Linked DNA regions of Homo sapiens: region 1 is linked to region 2. A link is an interaction called in ENCODE POLR2A ChIA-PET data of the cell type or tissue named here. Cell type or tissue: GM12878. All regions are shown on one strand. Links, peaks and the distances in the headings refer to the core of each region. The heading gives the core; the rest is flanking DNA. Region 1 overlaps PDK3 (pyruvate dehydrogenase kinase 3). Region 2 overlaps SAT1-DT (SAT1 divergent transcript).

Region 1 (5,380 bases), core at 267-5,266, 700 kb after region 2:
TTGGAAGTGTTTACTTGAGTGGTTTTCAGGCCAGGGCCTCATACTCTGAATTTTTGTTGTAAATGGTCTGGGGGTGCTGGGGGTGGAGAGCAGAGCACTGGTATTTTTAGGAGATCCCCCTGTCATTCTAAAGCATATCCAGGGTTAAGCACCATTAATCAGATGATCTTCTGTCTGATCTGCTGGCCCCCTTTCATCTATGTGCAGTATTTTTCTCTATGCTTTTTAAAATAATGAAAGTTTCTTGAACTCCATCTTGACTTGAAATATAGCCTGCCACACAGTTAGCAAATATAGCAAGAATAACAAGTGTTCTAAATGGATTTTTAATTTATTATGGCAATAGTACATTCCAAAGGGTGGCATTTTTTAAAATGAGATTTTTCTTTTGGGCCTAAGATTACAGTCACATGGTTCCAAATTCAGAGGGTTCAAAAGGACACAGAAAAGCCTGCTTCCCACTTGTGCCCACTGGCCTCCCCTTTTTTCGCATAAATGGCAGTTTATAGCTTTGTCTGTTCCTTGTTTTTTGAGCTTAATACCTTAGAGACAGATTTTTGTATATCTGTACCTGCAGAACTTTGTTTTTCTTTTTTATGGCTTCTGAGAATTTGGTTATATGAATGTACCAGAATTTATTAGCAACTTTCCCTATTGATGGCTACAATTAATAGGTTGTTTCTAGACTTTGCTGTGGCAACCTGCCCTCCAGTGAATTATTATATGCATTGTCATTTCATGCATGTCCGCGTGTATCTGTAGGACAGATTCCTAAACGTGAGATTGCTACATCAGCAGGTATGTGCATTTGTAATTTTGGCGAACATTGTCAAATTGCTTTCCATAAAGGTTGTTTGTTTTCCCCCTCGCTAGAAGTTTCTGAGAGTACCTGTTTTCCTATGCCTTCACCACATTGTTGTCAAACTTTTGATAGGTAAAAAAAAAATGATATATCTAGATAGAATTTTTTTCTCCTTGAGTAAAGATGTCTTTATTTTAGTTTTTTATTGTGGAAATTAAAAAAAAAAACTTAGGTGGGTGCCTGTAATTCCAGTGCTTTGAGAGGCCAAGACAGAGGATGGCTTGAGACCAGGAGTTTGAGGCCAGCCCTGGGCAACATAGTGAGATCCTGTCTCTAAAAAAAATAATAATAATAAATAAATAAGATTAGCCAGGAGTGGTGGTATCGCACACCTGGGGTCTTAGCTACTCAGGAGGCTGAGACAGGAGGATGGCTTGAGCCCAGATTGAAGCTGCAGTGAGCTGTGTTTCTGCCACTGCACTCCAGCCTGGGGGATGTACATGTATAGGTAAATACATATATAAATTTTATTGTGTATAATTAAGGTATACAACATGATGTTATGGGATACATATAGTTAAAAGGTTACTACAGTGAAATTAACATATCTATCATCTCACATAGTTACCCTTTTTTATTTTTGTGGCAAGGTCAGCTAAAATCTACTCATTTAGCATGAATCCCATATACAGTACAATTTTATTATCTATTATATATTCTTCATGTTGTGCATTAGATCTCTAGACCTTAAACATTTACAGAAGTAGAGAGAATAGAATGATGAACTCCTGGGTTTGTTTTATTGATATCCATTTGCTATTTGTCTGTAGATGTTGTATGTGTGGTCTGTTAGATTTTCTGATCAAAGTCATGCTTGTTTCAAAAAGATAAATTTTTGTTTTCAAAAAGATAAATTTTTTTCTTTTCCTATGCTAAGACTAATTTATCTTTTGAATTATCTGGTTCTTAAAGATTTGGTAGAACTTCATATGAAAGTGTTTAAGCCTGTATGTTTTGGGGAGTTTTGCTCTCTGATAGCTTTCTCTATTCTGTGTTATTGATCTCTGTAGATTTTCTGTCTCTTCTAGAGTCCATTTTGATATATTTTTCTTGAAAATTATCCTACTTGGCTAGGCGCGGTGGCTCATGCCTGTAATCCCAGCACTTTGGGAGGCCAAGGCAGGTGGATCACATGGGGTTGGGAGTTTGAGACCAGCCTGGCCAACATGGTGAAACCTCGTCTCTACTAAAAATACAAACATTAGCTGGGCATAGTGGTGGGTGCCTGTAATCCCAGCTACTGGGGAGGCTGAGGTAGGAGAATTGCTTGAACCCAGGAGGCGGAGGTTGCAGTGAGCCAAGATCATGCCCTTGTACTCCAGCCTGGGTGACAAGAGTGAAACGGCATCTCAAAAAAAAAAAAAAAAAAAAAAAGAAGAAAAGAAAAAAAGAAAATTATCCTACTCATTGAGGTTTTTAAGTCAGTTTGGATAGCTGAGATAGTTGTCACTGAACAGTCTTAATTTTCCCTGTGACATTTGTCCCCCCCCTTCTTCTTGAGTAGGTTAGTTGATGATTTATTGGGTTGGATTTATTAGTTTTATGACTTTTGTTATCTAGTTTATTGTCTGATTTGACTTTAATAATTCCTTCTGGTCTCAGGTTTATTTTGTTCTTTTAAAAATTAGGTGCTTTCTGTTCTCACTCATAAGTGGGAGTTGAACAATGAGAACACATGGACACGGCAAGGGGAACATCACACACCAGGGCCTGTCGGGAGGTGGGGGGGCTAGGGGAGAGATAGCATTAGGAGAAATACCTAATGTAGATGACAAGTTGATGGGTGCAGCAAACCACCATGGCACGTGTATACCTATGTAACAAACCTGCACGTTCTGCACATGTACCCCAGAACTTAAAGTATAATAAAAAAAATTAAATGCTTTCTTCTTTGTCTTGTTTATTTCAATGTTTAAGGTTAGTTATTCCTCTGAGCACTGCTTTAGCAGCTGATGTGTGTATTTGGTCTTTTTTCTCTTAGCTCTTCTGTGTCTTCAGGTTTTTATTTTCCTATGAATGAAGAGTTGTTTGGAGGAGTTAAAAATTTCCAGTGAAGGTGCATTCTGCATTTTAATTTTATTTATGTCTAGTTTTGTTGCACTGTGATTACAGAATGTTGTCTGAATTATTCTCTAATTTATTGATGTTAACTTTGAAGCTCATTATATGGTTGTTTTCTGTGAATGTTCCTTGGGCAGCGAAAAGAAGGTTATACTCTCTTCTCAGGTTGCAGAGTGTGATATGTCAGCTCTGCAATATTATGTTATTTAGGTTTTGTGTAACTTTACTTTTTTTATCCACCTGATTTGTCATGGATCAAACACAAGAGAAGTTAAAGTCTCCTAATAATGATTCTCTTTCTCCGTATAGCTCCTATTGTTTTTGCTTTATGACTATCAGTGTTATGTTTGATGCTTATTAACTCACATCCTCATTGTGAGATATACCCATTAGCATTAGAGTGCTGCCCTTTTACTAGTTGAAGGCTTTTTGGCCTGGATTCGTCCTTATTTGACATTGAGATCTAGTTCCCTATTTTCTTGTTTACATTTCCTGGGATAGCATTGCCATCCTTTTATTTTCAGTTTTTCTGAATTACTTCGCTCTAAATATGTCTCTAAATGTAGTGTAAAGTTGGGTTTTGCTTTGTGAATCAGTCTTTTTCATGTGGTAAGTTTAACCTATTTATACTTACTGGTATGATAGATCTGTCATCTGTAATGATAAGCATTTGTAATTTTCTGTTGCTTTCTGTTTTTAATACCTCAGTTTTCCTATGTTATATATTTGCTTTGTTTTGCCATATTTATTTTAATAAATAACTAGGCTTGAATTTTTGGTTCTAGTGGTTATCTTTATAGTTATTACTTTATTTCTATAGACCTTTGTCCCATATGGGTCACCACTTGTCAGCCAGGAGACCTTTGAGCACTTGAAATGTGGCTAGTGTGGCCGAAAAACTGAATTGACTTAATTTAAATTTAAAATGGATACTTGATGCAGTTAATTTTTACATCTGTGTAGAATAACTTGGATATGGAATCCACTTTATCACCTGTAAATTTTAGGAAATCTCTTTATAGGTCAATTATTTCTGATAGAAATTTAGCCTCTGAATTGAGATGTGCTTTCAGTATAAAATACACACTGGATTTCAAAGACTTAATATAAAAATAGTAAAATATCAGTACATCTTATATTGATTGCATGTTGAAATGGTAATATTTTAGATATGTTGGGTTAAATGGAATATTATCAAAAACTTTATTTCTTTTTTATGTTAATGTGGCTACTAGGAAATTTTAAATTATATATATGGCTTACATATTTCTTTCTTTCTTTTTTTTTTTTTTTTTTTTTTTTTTGTGAGACGGAGTTTTTGCTCATGTTGCCCAGGCTGGAGTGCAATGGTGCGATCTGGGCTCACCGCAACCTCCGCCTCCCAGGTTCAAGTGATTCTCCTGCCTCAGCCTCCCAAGTAGCTGGGATTACAGGCATGCGCCTACATGCCCAGCTAATTTTGTATTTTTAGTAGAGATGGGGTTTCTCCATGTTGGTCAGGCTGGTCTTGAACTCTCGACCTCAGGTGATCTGCCCACCTCAGCCTCCCAAAGTGCTAGGATTACAGGCATGAGCCACAGCCCCTGGCCTGGCTCACATATTTATATTGGACAGTGTGGCTTCAGATAATATATGTTAATTCCTTATTGGGAGCAATGAAAACATCACATTTTAATGTTCAGAATAAACATTTATTGGCTGGGTGCAGTGGCTCACGCCTGTAATCCCAGCACTTTGGGAGGCCGAGGTGGGTGGATCACGAGGTCAAGAGATTGAGACCATCCTGGCCAACGTGGTGAAACCCCGTCTCTACTAAAAATACAAAAATTAGCCAGGCATGGTGGTGGGCGCCTATAGTCCCAGGTACTCGGGAGGCTGAGGCAGGAGAATTACTTGAACCTGGGAGGTGGAGGTTGCAGTGGGCCAAGATTGCGCCACTGCACTCCAGCCTGGCTAGAGTGAGACTCCGTCTCAAAAAACAAAACAAACAAACAAACAAAAACAAAAAAACCAACCACACATTTGTTGAATTTATTTATTTATTTATTTACTTATTTGAGACAGAGTCTCACTCTGTCACCTAGGCCAGAGTGCAACGGCTTGGTCTTGGCTCACTGCAACCTCTGCCTCCCGGGTTCAGGTGATTCTCCTGCCTCAGCCTCCCGAGTAGCTGGGATTACAGGTGTCTGCCACCACGCCTGGCTTATTTTTGTATTTTTAGTAGAGACGGGGTTTTGCCCTATTGCCCAGGCTGGTCTCGAACTCCTGACCTTAGGTGATCTACCCGCCTCTGCCTCCCAAAGTGCTGGGATTACAGGCATGAGTCACCGTGCCTGGCCTGAATTTATTTCCTGAAATATAACTTTCACATGTCTTGTTCCATATTTTTTTCTATAAACCTCTCTGGATTTTTGGATCAATGTATTGTTTTTGACTGGCAGTTAATGTTATGGTGGC
Region 2 (5,337 bases), core at 338-5,337:
TGGGAGGCCAAAGCAGGTATATCACCTGAGGTCAGGAGTGTGCGACCAGCCTGGCCAACATGGTGAAACCCCACCTCTACTAAAAATACAAAAAATTAGCCGGGCGTGGTGGCAGGTGCCTGTAATCCCAGCTACTCAGGCAGCTGAGGCAGGAGAATCGCTGGAACCTGGGAGGTGGAGGTTGCAGTGAGCCAAGATCACGCCACTGCACTCCAGCCTGGGCAACAAGAGCGAAACTCCATCTCAAAAAAAAAAAAAAAAAAGAAATCCTGTCTCTACCAAAAAATACAAAAATTATCCAGGTGTGGTAGCGCATGCCTGTAGTCTCAGCCCAGGTACTCAGGAGGCTGAGGCAGGAGACTTGCTTGAACCCGGGAGGCAGAGGTTGCAGTGAGCTGAGATCCGCGTCACTGAACTCCAGCCTGGGCGACAGAGCGAGAGCCCTGTCTCAAAAAGAAAAGAAGTATTGGTTAAAGGTTGAATTAAAAGTAGGCTTTTACTGCCCTTTAAATGTTTGGCATCAGTTCTGGGAGCCAGGAAAAAATAAATAAATAAATAAATAAATAAATAAATAAATAAATAAATGTGTGGCTGACAGACTCCATGGTGGCCTTCATGATCCTGCCTCCTGGTGTTCATGCCTTTGTGTGATACCTTCCCCTCGAGTGGTGACAGGACCTGTGACTTGATTCTGACCGATATGGTATAAGTGATAGGATGTTACTCCCATGATTATGTCACATGATGTAAGATTCTCTCTTGGCAGGAAACAAAAGCAAAAAATAGACAAGTGGGTCTACATCAAACTTAAAAACTTTTGTGCAGCTGGGCGCGGTGGCTCACGCCTGTAATCCCAGCACTTTGGGAGGCCAAGGTAGGTGGATCACCTGAGGTCGGGAGTTGGAGACAAACCTGCCAACATGGTGAAACCCTGTCTGTACAAAAAATACAAAAAGTTAGCCAGGCATTGTGGCGGGCACCTGTAATCCCAGCTACTCGGGAGGCTGAGGCAGGAGAATCGCTTGAACCTGGGAGTTGGAGGTTGCAGTGAGCCGAGATCACGCCATTGCACTCCAGCCTGGGCAACAAGAGTGAAACTCTTGAAAATTCATGAAGGGAGGAAAATACTCAGTGAAGGGAGTACAGCATAACCAGCCCAGAGAAAGAAACCAGAAAGTTCAGTGCCTCAGTTTCCTCATCTGTGAAATGTATCAAGGAGCCAGACCTGAGCCCCTCTGGGGCAGAGACTATTATTTTCACTCTTATGGCCCCAGCATCTAGCAGAGTGTCTCTCACAGAGTCGCACTTGTTAAAGCACTTTTTTGTTGTTGGTTTTTATTGTTTGTTTTTGGCATAGGATCTCACTCTGTTGTCCAGGCTCGAGTGCAGTGGCATGATCTCAGCTCAGCAACCTCCGCCCCCTGGGTTCAAGCGATTCTCATGTCTTCAGCCTTCTGAGTACCTGGGACTACAGACACGTACCACCACGCCCGGCTAATTTTTGTATTTTTAGTAGAGACGGGGTTTCACCATGTTGGCCAGGCTGATCTCCAACTCCTGACCTCAAGTGATCCGCCCACCTCGGCCTCCCGAAGTGCTGGGATTACAAGCGTGAGCCACCGCACCCAGCTGATAATGTGTGTTTTGACCTGACCGTGGTGGCATATGGACAAGACGGTTTGGGACTTGTTTATCCAGGAATAAAGTTCATGTTAGCAAGCAGTGAATCTCCCTCAGTGATTTGGGCTCAGCTTGGAACCATCCTGAGAGGCACATTATTTCTTGCAGACTGCGCAATTGGGGTCCTCTGAAAATGAAACCAAAATGGAACTCTTGCTTATGCCACCTGCTTCTGCTGAGGGACACACAGCTCTAGTCGCCTCCAGCACAAGATTCATGTGGGGCGGTGGTAATAGTGACACTTCCAGGTCACTTAGGGAAATCTCTCGCCAGGAGATGGGCAACTGGGCCATTGATACAGTGGTACCCGGCCACCTTTCATGAGTGCCTGTAATTAAAATGACATTTTAATTTGGATTTAGATATATGATAAAGTGAGACAGAAAGACAAATAAACATGTTTTCCTTTAATTTTTTGGAAATTTTATTAGCCCCTTATAAAAGGTTTAGTATGAAACTAGAAAATTCAATTTGGATAACTTAGTTTCTTTTTCTCTAATTTAGTTTCATTTCTCTTTACACAAATGTCACTTCCTCTCTGTAGCTTTCCAGGCCACTATGCTGCCTCGTCACCAAGACTTCGCTAGCACTCCATCCTGGCAGAATTAATTGTTTACTGCTTCCTGTAGATCATGTGGCACATTATTCACTGAAGCAGTTATCACAATGTATTTGATTACATTTCTGTTTTTTTTTCTCTCTAGGTGGCAAATTCTCAGAAGTCAGAAACTCTCCCTGTTTGATCTTTGTAGTGTCAGGACCCAGCATAATACCTGACATATAGTAGATGCTCAATAAATGAATTAAATGGAATTGAATTAGTATATTGGCTTTACTTATTATTTTGTTTGTTTTAGTCCCCTCCCCCCTTTAATGATTCTTTCTTTCTTTTTTTTTTTTTTTTATTCTCAATTGTTCCATCACCCAGGCTGGAGTGCAGTGGCACGATCTCAGCTCACTGCAACCTCCACCTCCTGGCTTCAAGCAATTCTTGTGCCTCAGCCTCCCAAGTAGGTGAGATTACAGGGATGCGCCACCATGCCTGGCTAATTTTTGTATTTTTGGTGAAGACGAGTTTTCACCATGTTGGCCAGGCTGGTCTCAAACCCCTGGCCTTAAGTGATCTGCCCAACTTAGCCTCCCAAAGTGCTGGGATTACAGGCATGAGCCACTGCACCCGGCCTGATTATTTTCAAAGAATTGAAGATAGAGTGCATCAGAAAAAATTCTATATTCATTATCTTTACTTTCTGTTGCTCAGACTATATGAGCCTCTTGGCCAAATAAAAGCCATTTATGGAACTGGTTTGCAGATGATTCTGAAAAGAGGCTGAGAGGAGAGGGATTAGGGAGGAAAAAAAATCCTTGTGGGATAGGGTCAGAATTCAAAGAGAAAATGGAGAATTAAAGACAAATTCAACGGAATTCTAATAAGATCAGGTGTAGAATCATAAACCTGAGGACAATCTAGGTATATAAACGCAAGACGTGGACCAGGCATGGTGGCCCACACCTGTAATCCCAGCACTTTTGGAGGCCAAGGTGGGAGGAACGCTTGAGCCCAGGAATTTGAGACCAGCTTGGGCAACATAGTGAGACCCTATCTCTTCAAAAAGTAAAATATTAGCTGGGTATGGTGGCAGATACTTTTTCTTTTTTTTTGAGACGAACTCTCGCTCTGTCTCCAGGCTGGAGTGTAGTGGCATAGTCTTGGCTCACTACAACCTCCACCTCCCAGGTTCAAGCTCTTCTCCTGCCTCAGCCTCCCAAGTAGCTGGGACGACAGGTGTGCACCATCACGCCTGGCTAATTTTTGTGTTTTTAGTAGAGATGGGGTTTCACCATGTTGGCCAGGATGGTCTCCATCTCTTGACCTTGTGATCTGCCCGCCTCAGCCTCTTAAAGTGCTGGGATTACAGGTGTGAGCCACTGCGCCCAGCCAGGTGGCACATACTTACAGTCTCAGCTACATGGGAGGCTGAGTTGAGAAGATTGTTTGAGTCCAGGAGTTCAAGGCTGCAGCGAGCTATGATTGCACCTCTGCACTCCAGCCTTGGAGACAGAGTGAGACCCTGACTCAAAAAAAAAAAAAAAAAAAAAAAAAAGGAGTAAACCCAAACCCAAGATGTGCAGGAGTGGCATTTCAGAAGCTAAGTTCTAGGGGTCATGTGATCCTCCTACCTCAGCCTCCCAAGTAGCTGGGACTACAGATATGTACCACCATGTCCAGCTAATTTTTGTGTTTTTTGTAGAGGTGGGGTTTTGCCATGTTGACCAGGCTGGTCTCAAACTCCTGGGCTCAAGCAATCCACCCAACTCGACCTCCCAAAATGCTGGGATTACAGGTGTGAGCCATGGCGCCCACCAAGAGCTGACACTTTAGGAGGCCTAAGGATGGTTGACTGCACTTTTCAGATATCCCAAGTATTTATAAGGAGTTAAAGGCTTGATCTCTGAGCTGAGTGATAGGCAGTAGTCTTCCTTTTAGACACAGTCTCAGGAGGGGAGAGAGGAAGGGCTGCCCGGAGGAGGTAGGTCACACAGAATGGGTTACGAATCGTGTATCTGCCCTCAGTTCTAATTGTACCTGTCCTTTTTCTCCAGAAGGCTGGATCCTTTCTTACCAGAACCAGTACCTTAAGGGCTTGTAATATTGAACTGTGAGTCCCCAGAGGGCAGGTACTATGCCATATTTATTTTGGCACTCCCCAAGTACAATGCTTGGTAGGAAACAGGCCTTAATAAGTTTTGGCTATGCCAGAAGCGGTGGCTCACGCCTGTAATCCCAGCACTTTGGGAGGCCGAGGCAGGTGGATCACCTGAGGTCAGGAGTTCAAGACCAGGCTGGCCAACAAGGTGAAACCCCATCTCTACTAAAATACAAAAACTAGCCAGGCATGGTGGCATGCGCCTATAATCCTGGCTACTCAGGAGGCTGCGGCAGGAGAATTGCTTGAGCCTGAGAGGCAGAGGTTGCAGTGAGCTAAGATCGCACCACTGCACTCCAGCCTGGGCAACAGAGCTAGACTCCATCTCCAAAAAAAAAAAAAAAAAAAAGCACCCAAAACAACAAATAACACAATTTAAAAATGGATGAAGGAGGCTGGGCACAGTGGCTCACACCTATAATCCCAGCACTTTGGGAGGCCGAGGCAGGTGGATCACTTGAGGCCAGAAGTTTGAGACCAGCCTGGCCAACATAGCTAAACCCCCTTCTTTTTAAAAAATACAAAAAGTTAGCCAGGCATTGTGGCATGCACCTATAATCCTAGCTAATTGGGAGGCAGAGGTAGAAGAATTGCTTGTACCTGGGAGGCAGAGGCTGCAGTGAGCCAAGATCGCACCACTGCACTCCAGACAGAGCAAGACCCTGTCTCCAAAAAGAAAAAAAAAATGGATGAAAGACTTAAATAGACAGATCTCCAAAGAAAATGTATAAACGGACAACAAGCATATAAAAGACATTCAGCATCACTAATCATCAGAGAAATGCAAATTAAAACCACAATATCACCTCACATCTATTTTAACTGCCACTATTTTTTGAAAGGTGGCCAGGTGTGGTGGCTCACGCCTGTAATCTCAACACTTTGGGAGGCCTATGTAGGAGGATTACTTGAGCCTAGGAGTTCAAGACCAGCCTGGCCAAGATAGTGA

Evidence for each region. ChIA-PET counts read pairs that join two places held together with the same protein. Peaks named below come from ENCODE experiments on the same cell type or tissue, not always from the same donor. Only the 100,000 strongest peaks of a DNase experiment are listed, where the experiment ranks them.
Region 1: POLR2A ChIA-PET joins it to region 2 with 12 read pairs; 2 of 35 experiments call an interaction of 5 or more read pairs at or near these places.

Annotation. Positions count from the first base shown.
Region 1 is chrX:24,468,475-24,473,854 of GRCh38, forward strand. All of the region lies in intron 1 of PDK3 (pyruvate dehydrogenase kinase 3), which reads left to right. Among named protein-coding and RNA genes, the nearest start is that of PDK3, 5.9 kb to the left of the region's middle. In GM12878, for the core only: no CTCF peak of the experiment used is centred there; no DNase peak of the experiment used is centred there; H3K4me3 peaks cover 256 bases.
Region 2 is chrX:23,771,503-23,776,839 of GRCh38, forward strand. The region is part of intron 1 of SAT1-DT (SAT1 divergent transcript); the gene reads right to left. Among named protein-coding and RNA genes, the nearest start is that of SAT1-DT, 8.8 kb to the right of the region's middle. In GM12878, for the core only: no CTCF peak of the experiment used is centred there; a DNase peak (open chromatin) is centred at 2,290; H3K27ac peaks cover 840 bases.